2 separate regions of the Homo sapiens genome follow, and region 2 is linked to region 1. A link is a contact called in ENCODE Hi-C or POLR2A ChIA-PET data. All regions are on one chromosome and are shown on one strand. The core of a region is the stretch at or near the end of the contact, and the rest is flanking DNA. Distances in the headings are between cores, read along the strand shown. Region 1 has its middle 80 kb from the start of FAM9C. Region 2 overlaps LOC105373133 (a long non-coding RNA gene).

Evidence for each region. A loop is a pair of places that touch in the nucleus more often than their neighbours do. ChIA-PET counts read pairs that join two places held with the same protein, here RNA polymerase II (POLR2A). Pooled maps may share reads with other maps.
Region 2: a map of PC-3 shows a loop between it and region 1 (10-fold over the local background). The contact joins two enhancer-like sites. A Hi-C loop is called at or near these places in 5 of 168 maps with a recorded cell type or tissue (CD4-positive, alpha-beta T cell, PC-3, endothelial cell of umbilical vein and 2 more), 1 of 37 single-sample maps with no recorded cell type and 7 of 50 pooled maps. POLR2A ChIA-PET finds 5 or more read pairs at or near these places in 13 of 52 experiments (CD4-positive, alpha-beta T cell, CD4-positive, alpha-beta memory T cell, CD8-positive, alpha-beta T cell and 8 more).

Annotation. Positions count from the first base shown.
Region 1 is chrX:13,122,398-13,126,184 of GRCh38, forward strand. No RefSeq gene overlaps it. Among named protein-coding and RNA genes, the nearest start is that of FAM9C, 80 kb to the left of the region's middle. Within about 2 kb of position 1,532, at least 6 of the 41 ENCODE cell types and tissues checked have a DNase peak (open chromatin) inside an H3K27ac peak, as active enhancers do; they include CD8-positive, alpha-beta T cell, PC-3 and natural killer cell, where a contact is called at or near this core.
Region 2 is chrX:13,085,953-13,089,681 of GRCh38, forward strand. All of the region lies in intron 3 of LOC105373133 (a long non-coding RNA gene), which reads left to right. Among named protein-coding and RNA genes, the nearest start is that of FAM9C, 43 kb to the left of the region's middle. RefSeq lists enhancers at 1,403-1,622, 1,693-1,852. Within about 2 kb of position 1,784, at least 12 of the 41 ENCODE cell types and tissues checked have a DNase peak (open chromatin) inside an H3K27ac peak, as active enhancers do; they include CD8-positive, alpha-beta T cell, PC-3 and natural killer cell, where a contact is called at or near this core.

The sequences.
Region 1 (3,787 bases), core at 282-2,781:
TCATGTTGGCACCCTGATCTTGGACTTACAGCCTCCCGAACGATGAGAAATAATTTTTTGTTGTCGTTGTTTAAGAAGCCCGTTCTATGGTATTTTGTTATAGCAGCCTGAACTAAGACAGTGAATTTAGCCGCACATTAAAGAGAAGATGACCAAGGCAAAAAGATGGTGAGAAATTTGCCCAAGGTCACCAGTGACTTAGCATCAGTTCAATCTGGAACTGGATCCCCAAGACCCCAAGTCTCATGCACTTTTTTCCACCAGTGCTTCTCAAAAATTAATGTATACTCAGACAATCTGGGAATCCTGTTAAAACACAGATTCTGATTCAGCCAGTCTGGGGGAGGTGCTGAAATTCTGAATTTCTAACAAGCTCTGAGAAGGCGCCAATGCTGCTCGTTCATGGAACCCACTTGGAACAGTGAGGGTCTATAACTGGTTTCATCAACCTCTGGAACTTATGATTCCTTGAAGCTAAACTTTCATCAGAGTTCGAAGAAAAAAAAAGTGTGCAAAAAAAAAAATCACAAAACATATAATGAGATAACTCCCAAAGTTATTATAATCTCACTACTGTGAAGTTACAAGGGAGTTTATTACCAAAATACCCATCGAACTTCAAAGTGTCAGTACAAACAGGCAACCCTCAATTTTGCCAAGGCCTACAATCAATGAAAAGTTTCTATTCTGTTGCCTGATTGGAGGTCCTGCTGGGAGACACAAAAGTCCCTTCCCTCCTTCCCTTCATTTAGCACCAGGGAGTTCATTACCAATGGGGGCTCCATGCAAAAGAACATTTCTCTATCTTCTGAAAATTGATTGCTCCCTCTCTCTGTACATTTGTTTTTCATTTACACAGATATTTCAGCTATTTTTGATTTGTGGTGTAACCTAGGTAACCTAAATCAGCTAAAATAAGAACTAATTCCAACCTCCAGATCAAATGGCAAACCACACCTGAGCTTTGCACAGATCAAGTAGCAGAAGGAATAGCGAGGTTTTTGTGAGGAGGGCTGCCTTCTTTGATCTGATGTGGCCCGGACAGCATGGGAGCCGGTGCAGATGTGTAAGAGAGGCTCAAGTGCCACTTTGGAAGATTCACCAAGAAGAGTGCATTCTTCTCTCTTCTGGTTTCTCCATATTGTTCTTTTGGGTGTTCACTTTCAGATTCTGCTGGCCTTTGCATATTAGAGAAGAGGTTGGCAAACTTTGTCTGTAAAGGGTCAGCCAGTAAATATTTTCGGCTTTGAAGGCCACATACACGGTCTCTGTCACAACTACTCAACTGTGCCCTTTGAGCTCAAAAGCAGCCACAGACAATATGTAAACAATTGGGCATGGCTATGTTCCAAATAAACTTTATTCATGGACACTGAAATCCTAATTTCAATTAATTTTCATTTGTCATGAAATATTATTTTCCTTTTGATTTTTTTTCACCATTTAAAAATGTAAAAACCACTCTGCTTGCAGGCTGTATAAAACCAGGCGGCAGGCCGGAGGACTTGGCTCACAGGCCATAGTTTGTCTACCGTTATACATATTAGAGTCATACAAGTACAGCCAAATGCAACATTCTCATAAAACATAATGTTAAAAATCAGATGGAGAATAGACCTCCAGATTTCCTGCGTTTATGATGACAGCTTTACAGGAAACCAAAACTGTGTGCTGGGGACTGTTCTGGGTATTCTGCAAATGTTTTTTCGTGTTTGTCTTTGGTATATAATACATTCTCATTTCCTAGGGCTGTTTAGTTTGTGAATGTGAAACTGTCGACTTCCTGTGTCAACTTCAAGTAGCTAAGTTTTCCTATTTGTTTGAATTCCTGTAGTGGACCCTCATCTTATATTTATTTATTTTGGCTCCAAAGACTGACCATATTCATAGTAAGAGTTTGGCAATGTAAGTAGTCATTTTCTGCAAAGAAATATATTCTGACCGAATCATTTCACTGAAACCTCCTAAACCATGAACTTTTATTCTAGAACTAATAAGTGTTTGTGGCAAAGTTCTTTAGCCCTTTGGCTTGTACATTTTATGGCTACAAAAAGGTAGTTGGAATTTTTTTTTTTCGTGAAGGAATTTCATGCATAGCCCAGGACTGTTTTAAGTGTAGAATTTATCTTTGCAACATGCATCTTCAACATGCATGTATGCTTTCTGAGTATGTGCAATTATTCTACTTTTGTGTTAGATGTTCTAAGCTTTTGTGTCTTTCTTGTCACATCATATACAGATTCCTTTCAACCATTACCTTATACATACCCTTTAACTTCAATAGCTTTAGCTGTAGGAATGTCTGTAAAGTCACAAAATTAATTTTCTCCAAACACCACATTCATTTATCCCTCCCCTTAGTGGCACGAACTTAACACAAGGCACACGAGCTTTCAGACTTGAGATTCTTTTTTTATGACTTCTTTAAACCATCATCTAATTGTTGATCTGACAGATTGCATACTCAGAGTAAGTTTATTAACCAGAGCATCTTTTTTGATACCATAAAATTAATTTATTTCTGCCCCAAGAGTGCATTTTGGGAGTGGGTTAGTAAGAAACATCTGAATCATAATCATTTTTGGAACATCCCTTGTACTCCATAAAAATAACATTGATTCAGAACCACTCCCAATTCTCTGCTCCTTCAGGAGACAGGATAGTGGAATTGATTAGCGCTCAGCTGCTGAATGCTGAAGGACGCCCACAGGCCTGGAAAAGACTTGGCTAGGCCTCTGCCAATACCCCTGACGGAAGAAGGGAACATTGGTCGGCTCCCTTTCAGATAATGTGCTTGGGTTTTGCCGTACCTTTGAAAAGACATTGAGACATAAAGGCTTTGTCAGAAGAGGAGGAGGATGCAGGAGGGTGAAGGCTGCAGCCTTGGCCCAGCTGAAGTGCCCCACACAAATTTTCAGATCTCTGACATCTGTGTTTCCTCTGGCCTGACCTTTTCCTAGTCCTTCCCTGGCTTAAGGGGTAGCAGTCCCAAGAATACAAGCCTATGTCACAACACCCTGCATGATCAAGGACGTCCCTGGGTGGCCTAACAATAAAAGCACAGCATTCTGGAGGAAAGAACAAAAAATGGACAAGAAGAATGCCAAATAAGCAAATCTGCAATGTCATAAGGGTCAAGGTAGTCAATGTCTGTTTTATTGCCAATTCACAGAACAGAAAAAAATGTAGCTTTAAAACGATAACAACAACAATAAAAGCATATCCACTGGCACATCTTCCTTGTTTTCAGTGATTAATGCTTTGAAGAAAGTTGATTGGAAGAGAAACACAGTCATCTTAAAATACAGACATGTGCTTTTTTGCTTATAAGCAACTGTAGCTCAGAACTCCAATCACTTCTGTTTTGCCCTTCAAATTTCCATCCGTGGTAGACATGTCAAGAAGGAACACCCCATTATTCTCAATTAGCTGCCCTCCTGGAGGAGGTAGGTACACACACGATGCAAAAGTCATTTCTGTTTGACTCAAGATTAATTATTATTGTTATTATTATTATTATTATTATTTTGACACAGAGTCTCGCTCTGTTGCCTAGGCTGGAGTGCAGTGACACACACAATCTTGGCTTACTGCGACTTCTGCCTCCTGAATTCGTGATTCTCCTGCTTCAGCCTCCCAAGTAGCTGGGATTACAGACATATGCCACCATGTATTTTTAGTAGAGACAGGGTTTGCCATATTGGCCAGGCTGGTCTCGAACTCCTGGCCTCCTGCTATCTTTCTGCCTCGGTCTCCCAAAGTGCTGGGATTACAGGCGTGAGCCACC
Region 2 (3,729 bases), core at 534-3,033, 36 kb before region 1:
GGGCTTGAGTTTAGATGGGACATAACAGGAAAGGGCAATGAATCCCAAACCCATTTTATTTTTTGGTTCATTTGTTGATTTATTTTTATCTCAGCAATAATTTAGTGAGAAAGAAGGTTAATATGATGACAAAAATATGGGTTTGGAAGACCCTTAGTGAGTTTTAAGAAGACAGGCCACCATAGCAGCTGTAGCTAAATAAGCATTTGCTGTATAAGTCAATTACTAAAAATTGTGTGTTGTCTACTTAGAAATGTTTCTTGGGGTGTTTATTAAGGTGTGTGACTTTGAGAATGAGGAATAGAGGAAATGGAAGACGAGTAAGAGAAACCATCCTCCATTTGAGATATCGTGACCCAGCTCTGTTTCCTTTGCTCTCTGTCTGAAGTTAAAAAAAACAAAAACAAAAACAAAACAAAACAAAACAAAAATTAAAAACCCTCAATGGAGAAATATATAAATATTTACAAAGGCTTCTCTTCTATCTACAATACCTTTGTGCAAGATATATCATCTTAAAATCTTGCAATTTGATTGCAGTTGAAATTAATGGTGCAAGAGGTTTTCTTTTTTGTTTGCTTTTTTCTTCATAACGGAAGTGTAATCTCCTTGCAAAGCTTGTGAGCATGCATCCTAAATTGTGAACTTCATCTGCCATGGAAGGGAAAACCTTGACCCAATACCATTGGGATCTAAAAGTGTGATTCCTAGGATTCTGAGCATACTACACGAGATTTAAGGCCCCTTTCAGACTCTGCATTAATGCTTGTTCAGTAGTGATAAATAACATTGATTGGTATTGAGACCAGATTAATAACAGAAGGCAGCTAAAAGGTATTCCCTCTTAGCCTAATTTCCCAAAGGGCATCACTCAGCTGCATTAGTGGGGCGAGGCTCTTCCTTCTCTAAGTGGTGTCTTTAGAAGCTTGAGGGATTATTGCTCAGGGGAAAATGGCTCAATCTGCGGGATTCTTTTTCTTTTTGAGATGGAGTTTTGCTCTTGTTGCCCAGGCTGGAGTGCAATGGCACAATCTCGGCTCACCACAGCCTTCGCCTCCTGGGTTCAAGAGATTCTCCTGTCTCAGCCTCCTGAGTAGCTGGGATTACAGGTGTGCACCACCACGCCCAGCTAATTTTGTATTTTTAGTAGAGATGGGGTTTCTCCATGTTGGTTAGGCTGGTCTCGAACTCCCGACCTCAGGTGATCCACCCGCCTCAGCCTCCCAAAGTGCTGAGAGGGATTCTTAAGAGCAGCTGAGAAAGGGCCCTGCACTTCAGCTGGCTCCAGTTTGTCATCCTTTGTCTGGTATCTTCAGACAAGACATTGCAATAAGAAAAAATAAATACAGTGTGAGAAATCAAATGGTTTTTGTCAAAGTGTAAAAGGGACTGCATCTGACTAACACTGGAGTTGGACAGAAGCCATAAAGGATGTTTTGTGTGAATGTTTCCGGCTGCAAAATCTACCTGACTGTTGCACTGAAACCACAACTATCTATCACATGCTTGTGAGAAACCCCCAGGAGCTTCCTGTTTCGTGTGGGTCGTGAGAAGATTGCACAGCACAGTACAGCTTTCATTGTCTTTGAGCTAATCTTAAGCTAGGAGAAGGAAGGAGAATTCACATTTTGTATGTTTAGTTATTTGTGAAGTCTTTACACCCATAAATCGATTATGTATAAATTAGTATACAGATTCACTACCATGGAGAGGATACTGTGTACATCTGAGGATACTGTGTACATATGGTTGAGTCACTTCACCTAGGCCTTGGGGAGGAGTTGGGGCATCTCCAGGGTAAAGTAATGTGGTTTAGCACGGGGACTTCCAAGGAAGCATCAGTATGAGATAGGGGAACATGGCTGACCAACGGCAAGATGATGCCCCATGATGGAGCAGATGGGATTGGCGTGGGAGGGGTAGTTTGTGAGACCAGAAGACTTGCAATCTCTCCTGCTGAGACCAATACCAACCAAAGAATAATTAGAGAGCATGGAGGACAACATGATCTCATGTGAATCTCACATCATACCTTACAAGTTAACTCTGTGTATCGCCTAAGGAACGGCTGAAGCTTCTTTTCTTGTAAATGACAATAGACACATATCCAGTGCCATTAAGGACAGCATCTGGTCACCCAGTGGCCAATAATGTCAAAGTTCTGATCACAAGGTGAGCAGTTTCCTGAAGATAGAAGAGTACGATGGCCACAGCCATGGGTTCCAACATAGCCACTCTCTGGGGCCACCAGACACCCTCCTCACACTCCGCAGAGTTTGCTTAAATGTGCTCTGAGCTGGATGCATTTGCTAAAGGTTTGTCTCTTCCCCTTTGTTAACCCAAGAAAACAGAAGGACGTCTCAGCTAGACCCCAGCCGCTGCCACCCCATCTCTTCTCCAACTCTGCTCCGGCAGCTGGCGTTTCCTGTGTTCTCTCAGTGGGTTAAGAGAATGGTGGTGGCACATTGTCCCTTAATTAGACTGCAAGAGCAGCCATCTCCTGCTCAACTTGCCTGGGCAATCTTTTTATTCATCATACCTGAAAGTAACAGTAGTGGCTTTTTGTATGGCATATGTTATATGTAATCATGATGACCTTCTTATAAGCAGAAGAGTGGAAAAAATACAGGAGGAACTTAGAACTGACATTCTCACTTCCATCATGTGGATTAGACTATTAGCATGTTGCTGTGCCCCCATTTCATGTTATTAATTAATTAATTAGGGATCAGGTTGGGCGTGGTAGCTCACATTTGTAATCCCAACATTTTGAGAGACCAAGGCAGGAGGATCACTTGAGCCCAGGAGTTCAAGACAGCCGGGGCAACATAGCTAGATGCCACTGTTTCCATAAAAAATAAAAAATAAATTCAGGCATGGTGGTATGTGCTTGTGGTCCCAGCTACTTGGGAGGCTGAGGTGGGAGGATTGCTTGAACCTGGGAGGTCAAGGCTGTAGTGAGCTGTGATCGCACCACTGTACTCCAGCCTGGGCAACAGAGCAAGACCCCGTCACAAAACACACAAAAAAGGATCAGCAAGCTTAGGTGAAATATTATTTTCGTAAGTGAATTTTTCATTATGAAAAGTTCAATAAATTTTTCATAAAACAGTATTTTTTATAAAACAATATTTAATTTTCAAAAGCAATATTTAATAACTAAGAAATTTGAACAATATAGGAAAGCACAATGATAAAAAACAAACCCCACAAAACCCTTATGGACTTCATTCTCAGCCAAAATTGCAGTTAATATTTTGATGTATTCCCTTCCAGTATTTTTTTTTCTCTGCTTCTACATATATTGGTAAACACTGTCCCTCTTTTTACAAACCTAGATCATTCTGGATATTCAATTGCGTATCCTACCTTTTTTCATGTTATGTAGCATTTTAGCCTCATTTCCCCATTCTCTTATAACATGATTTTTTTTTTTTTTTTTTGAGACGGAGACTCGTTCTGTTACCCAGGCTGGAGTGCAGTGGCACAATCTCGGCTCACTGCAACCTCCGCCTGCCAGGTTCAAACAATTCTCCTGCCTCAGCCTCCCGAGTAGCTGGGACCACAGGCATGTGCCACCATGCCCGGCTAATTTTTTTTTTGTATTTTTAGTAGAGACAGGGTTTCACCGTGCTGGCCAGGCTGGTCTCAAACTCCTGACCTCGTGATCTGCCCACCTCGGCCTCCCAAAGTGCTGGGATTACAGGCGTGAGCCTCCGTGCCCGGTCA